Regions from separate parts of the Homo sapiens genome. Here region 2 is linked to region 1. A link is an interaction called in ENCODE POLR2A ChIA-PET data of the cell type or tissue named here. Cell type or tissue: HepG2. All regions are shown on one strand.

Evidence for each region. Peaks named below come from ENCODE experiments on the same cell type or tissue, not always from the same donor. Only the 100,000 strongest peaks of a DNase experiment are listed, where the experiment ranks them.
Region 2: POLR2A ChIA-PET joins it to region 1 with 5 read pairs; 2 of 35 experiments call an interaction of 5 or more read pairs at or near these places.

The regions. Positions count from the first base shown.
Region 1 is chr16:3,362,421-3,367,420 of GRCh38, reverse strand. LOC105371059 (a long non-coding RNA gene) reads right to left here and starts at 2,306. Exons shown (of 4, transcript XR_007064949.1): 1 at 2,239-2,306. RefSeq lists enhancers at 2,170-2,239, 1,934-3,133. In HepG2, CTCF peaks have their summits at 1,462 and 3,469 (motif pointing left); DNase peaks (open chromatin) are centred at 1,450, 2,410 and 3,410; H3K4me3 peaks cover 2,267 bases.
Region 2 is chr16:3,488,482-3,493,481 of GRCh38, reverse strand. No RefSeq gene overlaps it. Among named protein-coding and RNA genes, the nearest start is that of C16orf90, 4.5 kb to the left of the region's middle. RefSeq lists a silencer at 225-434. In HepG2, a CTCF peak has its summit at 2,287 (motif pointing right); a DNase peak (open chromatin) is centred at 2,291.

The sequences.
Region 1 (5,000 bases):
ACAGAATGAGGTCAGTGTCAGTTCGTTTCTACTTCACTTTCTTAACCCTAGGAAAGAAGGTATAGATTTCTCATGCCATTCAGTCCAGCTGCGTATATGGGACACAATGTTAACCAGTGGAAATAATACAGACTTTATCCTTCAGGTGAATCTGGTTTGAGTCCAAGCTCAACTCCATACTAAGTGATTTGGGGCAAATTATTCAACTCCTGTGATCTGCTTTTTATCATCTGAAGATAATAACAGCCACCTTGCAGGGCTGGGCGCGGTGGCTCACACCTGTAATCCCAGTACTTTGGGAGGCCGAGGCGGCTGGATCATTTGAGGTCAGGAGTTCGAGACCAGCCTGGCCAACATGGTGAAACTCCCGTCTTTACTAAAAATACAAAAAAGATTACCAGGGCGTGGTGGCGGGTGCCTGTAAACACAGCTACTCGGGAGAATGAGGCAGAAAAATCGTTTGGACCCAGGAAGTCGAGGTTGCAGTGAGCCGAGATTGCGCCACTGCAGTTCAGCCTGGGGGACAGAGCGAGACTCCCTCTCAAAAAAAATAAATAATAAATAAATAATACCCACTTTGCAGGACACAGGAAAAGAGTAGAAATATTAGTAAAGTATCTAGTCCAGTGCTTGGCACTCGGAAGTAAATAAATGGTACCTGATGGTAGTAAGAGAAACCCCAACTTGCAGGAACTTCATAGCATATATTACTACTTGACATGTAAGTTTAACGTCTGTCACCCCCCGCAAGAATGTGAGGTTTTTCAGCTCAAAGCTGAATTCTAGCATCTTGAATAGTGTTTAGTGCTAAACAGATATCTGGCAAATGAATGGGTGAAAAAAATAAGAGGAAGACTGGGCTCATCAGACCTGATTAACCAACTGCGCATCAAATACTTAAGCATTATAAAGAACACAAAATGAGGCCGGGCGAGGTGGCCCACGCCTGTAATCTCAGCACTTTGGGAGGCTGAGGCGGGCCAATCACGAGGTCAGGAGATCGAGACCATCCTGGCTAACATGGTGAAGCCCTGTCTCTACTAAAAATACAAAAACAAAAAATTAGTCGGGTATGATGGCAGGCGCCTGTAGTCCCAGCTACTCCGGAGGCTGAGGCGGGAGAATAACGGGAACCCGGGAGGCGGAGCTTGCAGTGAAGCCGAGATTGCGCCACTGCACTCCAGCCTCGGCAACAGAGCGAGACACGGTCTCAAAAAAACAAAAAAAGAAAAAAAGAGACAAAACTAGTCTTCCGCTGAGATGTCTCCAACATCTGCTGTCTCTCCATTTCCGCTGTCATTCCAGGGTAGGGTTTCAGAACCTCAGCACACTGACATTTTGAGCCAGATCGTTTTTTGAGTTCTTGGGGATGGGGAGTGGGGTGGGAACCCCGTGGACCTTGTAGAATGTTTAGCTGCATCCCTGGCCTCCACCCACTAGACGTCAGTAGCACCCCTCGGTAGTGACAACAAAACTGTCTCCAGACAGTGTCAATTGTGCTCTGGCAGGGGGGCGCTGGTTGAGAACCCCTGGTCTAGGGACATATTAGTGCCTTTGCTCACCAAAATTTTCCCTCCTGAAGTCCCCAAGACCTAATTCATCCTTTCCATAGATAATAAACACGAGAGACAGCTGGTCTCTATCCCTCCCAACCATGGAAGGGCACCTGAGCCTAGGTATCGGAAATGTGGAAGAAAAATTTCATGTCCTCAAGGAGTGCACCATCAAAGACAAAAACCCCAGGATGAGGATTGATGACGCCACTACCCCCATCTTCTTGAAGCATCCTAATCCTCTGAACTCTCCGGTCCTGTCTGTAACCTCTCAGGGTGCTCCATCTTAACCCGCCTAACGCTGTAATTTGTTTCTGGTGGGTTTATCCACTCCAACAGTCTGGGGGCTCGCTGAAAGTAAACAGCGTTTCTGTGCTGTCTTCGTGTCCCCACCGCTCAGCACAAGGGCGCAATCGAGCTTTAGGAAACGAGTGTTTTCTTAGCGTGAAGGGCAAAAGGCACCCAGCCCTTCAAAGGAGGCCTCACTGGGGAACCTGAACGGACTGGAGCTCCGAAGGGCAACAAAGCCGGCACTCCGGACTGCCACGTTCCCCACGCGTCCCCAGAGGACCCAGTTCACTCTGCATCACGCAGCCACTCCGAGTTTTTGCGTCCAGGAACCCAGAGTGCAATCTGAAAGTCTCAGGACAGAGAGCAGAGCCACAACCCTTAAGCCCCGCCTCACCAGAAAAGGCCCTCACGAACACGAATCGCCAGCCACGCCACCTTTTCTACTGCGTCACGCCGGAAGCTGTTGCGGAGCACGCCGGAAGCTGTTGCGGGGCACGCCGGGACCTCAAGAGGGCCAGAGGCATGCGCAGTAGCTAAGCCTGTAAAGAGAGGAGCCAGTCGCGCGAGTGTGGTTCTAAAGGACCGCCCTCTTCGCCTGGTTTCCGCCCTTCGCTAATTGACAGCAATTTCATTAATGAAGCCCGCCTTGCGTCATATGCTGAGACCAATCACAATGCCTGAGAACCCAGGGCCCGGATCCCGCTGGGCATGCCATCCTGTTTTACGCGTTAGGTGAGAGTAGCCCTGATAGAAAACGTGGCGCTTGCTGTGTGCCCTGCGTAATTGTAAACATTTACACACTAACTCATACTTACAGCAACCCTACTCAGTCAGTTATATTACCATTTTCATCTTCCAGACGAGGAAGCCAAAACAGAGTTTAAGTGACTTTCGTTGACTAGAACTCGTATCTAATCCAGTGGCTTTTTTTCCCCCCACTCTAAGTTGTTTTTATTTCTTAATATTAAGTAAGTACTGCAAAACGTTCTCACTTAAAACTGAAGTCTCCACGCCAGTAATCCCAGCATTTTGGGAGGCCGAGGCGGGAGGATCACTTGAGTCCAGGAGTTCGATGCTGCAGTGAGAGGTAATTGCCACTGCACTCCAGCCTGGGCGGCTGAGCGAGATTGTCTCAAAATAAATAAATAATAAATAAATACAAATGATTAACAAAATATATTCATACTTTGCCTCTGAAATTACACTCCCTCCCTAGAGAAAATAACTGTTACTGAGGCAGAGGAATAGGGTCTGGAGGCAGGAAACCTAACTGATTCACGCTGACTTCCTAGAACTAAATCAAAAGGAAAACCCCAACTTTCCCTTTCCCCACCTAAGTAAGGAAAGGACCCACTGAAAGGACTGGAGGCTACTCCCTTTACAAACTCCATCACCTCTTCTGCGTGGCAGACAAAAATTTGAAAGTATCAGATGCTTGCATAGCGTGTAACCTTTGTAACTTCACTTCAGCCTCTGGTTGCACAAAGCAACCTAAGGGAACCTAGGGCCGATTACGGGCCACTACTTCATTTACATAGGGTGTACACCAAGTGACCAATAGGAAACCTGTAGAGGGTGTTTAAACCCCAGAAAAATTCTGGCACATGCCTGTTGAGCCCCTATGCTCTGCGGGCTGCCACCTTGTGGAGTGTACTTTTGTTTTCAATAAATCTGTGCTTTTGTTGCTTCATTTTTTTCCTTGCCTTGTTTGTGTGTTTTGTCCAGTTCTTCGTTCCAAACGCCAAGAACCTGGACACCCTCCACTAGTAACATTACTAGTGTGTATATCTTTCTGGTTCTTAATATATAATTTTTTTTACATTTACTAATTCTTGTCGGTTTTTTCCATTTATATATATAATTTTTGTTTTTTTCTTTTCGTTTATATATATATATAATTTTTTAAAGCTGCATTTAGGCATGTACCACCATGCATATTCTTTTTAAAATGTTTTTCCATGCTGCTCCCCACCTCCCCCCACCACAATATATATAATCGACCATTCCTCTTTTGGTGGACATACAAATACTTTTCTAATTTTCACGTGTGTGTGATTCCGGATTGGGTATTCTGGGTATATTTTGAAGAGGGAGCTACTAGATTGAGATGTGGAGTGTGAGAGAAAGAAGAGTGGAGGATCATACTAAGGCTTCTATGTAGTCTTTCTGCCTTCAGTCTTGCCCCCCTTCATTCATCCATCATTTATGAAGGCCCTGGTAGCACAAAGGAGTAGTACCTCATCAGGATATAAATACAGGGAGTGGGATGTGAAATAGGTTGATGACACTTCTAAGAAAAGTATGCCATCTTTGATTAAGAATAACCATGGAGGAGTTTTTTAAACACATGCATTTCTTATGTGGATTATCTATTTTGATTCCTACAATGTTCCTGCCACCTGTTATAGTCATTTTACAGATGATGAGACAGAGTGCTATAAAGAGCCACTGACTACCCTAACTAATTAGTTGCAGAGTGCACCCAAATACTCAAGTTCTTGACTCCCAGAGTGTTGAACTTTCTGAGGCACCTTGCTGCCTTTCTATTCAGAGGGCAGGGTAGTAGATGACTAAATGGACAGAAAAGAGAGAGAGAAAGAGAAAGCAGAGCCTGAGTGTGGGAAAAAGCAAGGGCAGAGCACTGCTTTGCATGTCAGATATAAGTATATACATATATATACACACATATGTATTTCTCTTTCTCTCTGTGGCCTGTGGGTTGGATACCCTTATTATAAACCATTAAATAAAACAGAAAACCTTAATTGCATAAGATAGAACCAAATAAATGAACAAATTGAGTTTAATTAGTAGCAGGATATTTACATAGTTTCAAAGTACTTCCCCATAAGACACTTATTAATTACAAAGAGGGAAACAATGGGAAAGCTGGTCAACACAATCTTCATTTAGTGATCCACGTAACACCATTAGAAATGAAAACAACTGAAATATACACCCCCTGATAGGACACAATGAGAAGAATGCAACCTCCCATCTGTGATATTCCTGCCAAAGATGCTAACCTGAGTCTATATGTGAAGAAACTTCAAACCCAAATGGAGACATTGTCTACCAGATAACTGGCTAACAATCTTTTATAGTGTGGCAATCATGAAAGTCAAGAAAAAAACTGAAGAACCATCTCAGACTGAC
Region 2 (5,000 bases), 130 kb before region 1:
TTCTTGTCCATCTGCCTGTCTGTCATCAGGCCAGTTTGGTGAGAAAAACAGTCCTGTGTCTCTCCAGGGATGGGTCTGCCGCGCCCCCACTCTTAGTTGCCAGGGCATGAGAGGCGTGAGCTAGGGCAAGGGCCTGTGGGAACACCATACTTGTCTGTGAGAGCTTCCTGGATGAGACACTGCTGAGCTTGGCTCCATAGGGTGGGTAGGGGCTCAACAGCCCACCTTTTCAGCCACCATGCCTGGCTAATTTTCTTTTCTTTTTTTTTTTGAGATGCAGTCTAGAACTGTCTAGAGGCCAATTTAGAGCCAGTTTTCTTTGGGGCCAGCATGTGGCTGCAGCAGATGTCCTTCTCAGGGGTGAGATCCTGGCTACGGCTGTCTGTGGCTGAGTTACAGACTGTCTTTTTTTTTTTTTTTTTTTTGAGACGGAGTCTTGCTCTGTGGCCCAGGCTGGAGTGCAGTGGTGCAATCTCGGCTCACTTCAAGCTCCAACTCCCAGGTTCACGCCATTCTCCTGCCTCAGCCTCCCGAGTAGCTGGGACTATAGGCGCCCGCCACCGCGCCCGGCTAATTTATTTGTATTTTTTTAGTAGAGACGGGGTTTCACCGTGTTAGCCAAGATGATCTCCATCTCCTGACCTCAGCCTCCCAAAGTGCTGGGATTACAGGCGTGAGCCGCCGTGCCCGGCCTAATTTTCTGTTGTTTTAAGAGTTGGGGGGAGGGGGTCCTGCTGTTGCCCAGGCTGGTCTCAAACTCCTGAGCTCAAGTGATCCTCCTGCCTCAGGAGGATCCTAAATGCAGGCCATGGCATTGTGGGTGGAGGGCGCAGCGGATGAAGGAAGGCAGGGCGGGGTCAGGGAGGGCACCAGGGAGGACAGCAGCAGAGGCAGGGATGTGGACCTCGGCCCCACCTGCCCCCTACCAGGTGAGGTCACTGCTCCGCGGGACCCCAGCTCCCAGGTCCCTCTGGGCAGGATGAGCACAGCCCTTCTCCTCCCAGCCGGACCAGACTCTGCGCACCCAGGTGTGGGCTTCCTCTGTGCCGGGGTGTCTCCACTCGACTCTGTTGATGTTTGGGATGGGATCTTTCTTTGGGATGGAGGCTGTCCTGTGCATGTAGGATGTTAAGCAGCATCTCTGGCCACCACCCACTTGGTATCTGTAGCACCCTCCTCTAAGCTGTGACAGCAAGTGTCTCCAGACATTGTCCGGTGTCCCTCGGGAGCACTGTTACTGTGGATGAGAAGCCTGCTGATACAGTTAGGCTGTGTCCCCACCCAAATTTCATCTCCAATTGTAATCCCCATGTGTTGAGGGAGGGTTCTCATGGGAGGTGATTGGATCATGGGGTGGGGGGTGGGGGGTTCCGCCATGCTGCTCTCATGATAGTGAGTTATCACAAGATCTGATGGTTTAAAAGTGTTTGGCGGTGGGCCAGGTGCAGTGGCTCACGCCTGTAATGCCAACACTTTGGGAGGCTGAGGCGGGCGGATCACAAGGTCAGGAGATCAAGACCATCCTGGCTAACACGGTGAAACACTGTCTGTACTAAAAATACAAAAATTAGCCGGGCATGGTGGCAGCTGCCTGTAGTCCCAGCTACTCAGGAGGCTGAGGCAGGAGAATGGCATGAACCCGGGAGGCAGAGCTTGCAGTGAGCCGAGATTGTGCCACTGCACTCCAGCCTGGGTGATAGAGTGAGACTCTTGTCTCAAAAAAAGAAAAAAATAATAAAATGTGTTTGGCAGTTCCACCCTTCCTCCCCACCACCGCCTCTCTCTCTCTCTGTCCTGCCGCCTTGCCAAGAAGGTGCCTGCTTCCCCTTTGCCTTCCATGGTGATTGTAAGTTTCCTGAGGCCTCCCAGACACCTGGAACGCTGAATCAATTAAACCTCTTTTGTTTATAAATAACCCAGTCTCAGGAAGCAGTGTCAAGACGGACTAACACACTTGTTCTATTCCACCAGGTCTCCATCCTATGGGAAGAAGACGGGAGCACCTGGGTTTGCCTCAGTGACCTTCCCGTCTGGTCACTCCAGCCGGTGCAGCCCGGGTCAGGCTAGGGCTCAGCGCCACCCCTGCTTTGGGCTCCTGCCAGGTCGCATGTGACGTGCCCAGGACAGCCAGGCTCCTTCCCTTCTCCTGTACCCACCCTGGACAGTTCTTGTGTCCCTGGGACAGCAGATCCTGGAGACTTCAGTCCTTGGGTGGTTTTATGGGTTGTTCTAAGTATGCAGGCATGGCCCGGGGTGGGGGACACCCAAGGCTGTAGCGGTCCCCAGGAGGGGGAGCTCTGAGAGAGCAGGTGTTTACATGCTGCACCCAAGAGCAGCTGTGATGGGGCAGGTGTGGGTGGGATGCAGCGGGCCTGAGGTCCACTGATGAGTCACATGGGGTGGCGGAGGGGCAGCTGCCTTCTCTCTCTCCCACAACACTCATTCCCCAGAGACGCAGAGGCCAGGTGGATCCAAGAGACCACTTAAAGACTGACATTAGGGAGGCTGCTGAGTAAACATGGAAGGACGCCTGCACCAGCCACCAGCTGCGGACGCTGGGCATAACTGAGGCCGCACAGAGGCCAGCAATACAAAGTCCTTGGAGCTTGGAGACCGTTAGGGGCCTAATCCACTTTTTTTCCCCTTTTCTTTTTTTTGAGACAGTGTCTCACTGTCTCCCAGCCTGGAGTGCAGTAGCATGATCTTAACTCACTGCAGCCTTGAACTCCTGGCCTCAAGTGATCTTCCTGCCTCAGCCTCCTGAGTAGCTGGAACCAAAGGCAGTTGCCACCATGTCCAGCTAATTACAAACTTTTTTTTGGTAGAGAAAGGGTCTTGCTATGTTGCCCCTGGTCTCCAACTCCCAGCCTCAAGCAATGCTCCCGCCTCCACCTCCTAAAGTGCTGGGATTATAGGTGAGGCTCCACGCTGGGCCCTATGTTTAACAATCATAGCTCACTGCAGCCTTGAGCTCCTGAGCCAAGTGACCCTACCATCTCAGCCTCCTGAGTAGCAGAGACTACAGGCGTGGGCCACCACCATGCCCAGCTTTTTTTTTTTTTTTTTTTTTTTTTTTTTTTTTTTGAGACGGAGTCTTGCTCTGTCGCCCAGGCAGGAGTGCAGTGGCATGATCTCGGCTCACTGCAACCTCCGCCTCCTGGGTTCACCATTGTCCTGCCTCAGCCTCCTGAGTAGCTGGGACTACAGGCGCCCGCCACCACGCCCGGCTAATTTTTTGTATTTTTAATAGAGATGGGGTTTCACCGTGTTAGGCAGAATGGTCTCGATCTCCTGACCTCGTGATCTGCCCTCCTCGGCCTCCCAAAGTGTTGGGATTACCAGTGTGAGCCACCGCGCCTGGCCGATTTTCTATTTTTTTAAGAGATGAGGGTCTCACTATGTTTCCCAGGCTGGTCTTGAACCCCTGAGCTTAAGAGATCCTCCCACCTTGGCCTCCTGAAGTACTGGGATTACAGGCATCAGCCACCGCACCTGGACTCCACTCACTTCTGAACAAAGAGTGGAGGCTCAGAGAGGAGCACAGGTTGCCCCAGGCTCCAGATTTTGGGTGGGTGGGGGGGGGGGTCCCAGGCTATGGTCAGTGGCCCTTCTGCTACCCCGGATGAGCCACGTGTCTTCGTGTTCTGGCCCCTGTGTAGCCCCCTCCCCTTGAATTGGGACAGGCTCCAGATCCTGCTTTACCAGTAGAATGTGGCAGAAGTGGCGGGGTGTCACTTCTGGGCAGTAAGGAAGCCTGGCAGCTTCCCAGGAGGTCAGTGGCCCCGTAAGGAGTCTACCCTGGGACTGTGGTATGGTGCAAAACCAGCCTAGCCTGAGGAAGCCATGGAAGGAAGGAGCCAAGCCCATGGCCACTGCTGAGCTCACTGTGGGCAGCCCTGTGGGTAGGGCCATCTTTCACACAGGTCCTCCAGCCCCGCCAGCCTGCCTGGCTAATACCACATGGAGTCCCTGCTGACTCCTGTCCCAGCTGGAATTGGAAGCAAACAGAATGGCCCCTGCTTAGGCTGTGAAGCTTTAAGACAGTCTGTTACTCCGGCAGGCACGGTGGCTCATGCCTGTAATCCCAGCACTTTGGGAGGCCGAGGTGGGCAGATCACGAGGTCAGGAGATCGAGACCATCCTGGCTAACACGGTGAAACCCCATCTCTACTAAAAATACAAAAAAAATTAGCCAGGCATGGTGGCGGGCCCCTGTAGTCCCAGCTACTCCAGAGGCTGAGGCGGGAGAATGGTGTGAACCCGGGAGGCGGAGCTTGCAGTGAGCCGAGATCACGCCACTGGACGCCAGTTTGGGGGAGAGAGCAGGTTCCGTTTCAAAAAAAAAAAAAAAAAAAAAAAAAAAAAAAAAGACAGTCTGTAACTCAGCCACAGACAGCTGTAGCCAGGATCTTACCCGAGAGGACATCTGCTGCAGCCACATGCTGGCCCCAAAGAAAACTGGCCCTAAATTGGCCTCTAGACAGTCCCTCCCGCAAAACCTCCCAAAGCCTTTTTGAGAAGCACTCCAACAGACTGAGAGGCAAAAAAGCCACAATCATGGCACGCTGGGGTGGGAGTCGATGTGGAGAAAGCAGCACTTGGCCTGAGCAAGCGGACGCTCATGAAAATACACATTGACCTCAGCCGGACGCGGTGGCTCATGCCTGTAATCCCAGCACTTTGGGAGGCCGAGGCGGGCGGATCACGCGGTCAGGAGATCGAGACCATCCTGGCTAACATGGTGAAACCCCGTCTCTACTAAAAATACAAAAAAATAGCCGGGCATGGTGGCAGGCGCCTGTTGTACCAGCTACTCGGGAGGCTGAGACAGGAGAATGGCGTGAACCCGGGAGGCCAAGCTGGCAGTGAGCCAAGATCTCACTCTGTTACCCAGGCTGGAGTGCAAACAGAATGAGATTCCATCTCAAAAAAAAAAAAAAAAAAGAAAATACACTGACCATCCCTGGGCACGCCCCTTACCCCGTGAGTCCCTGAACGCC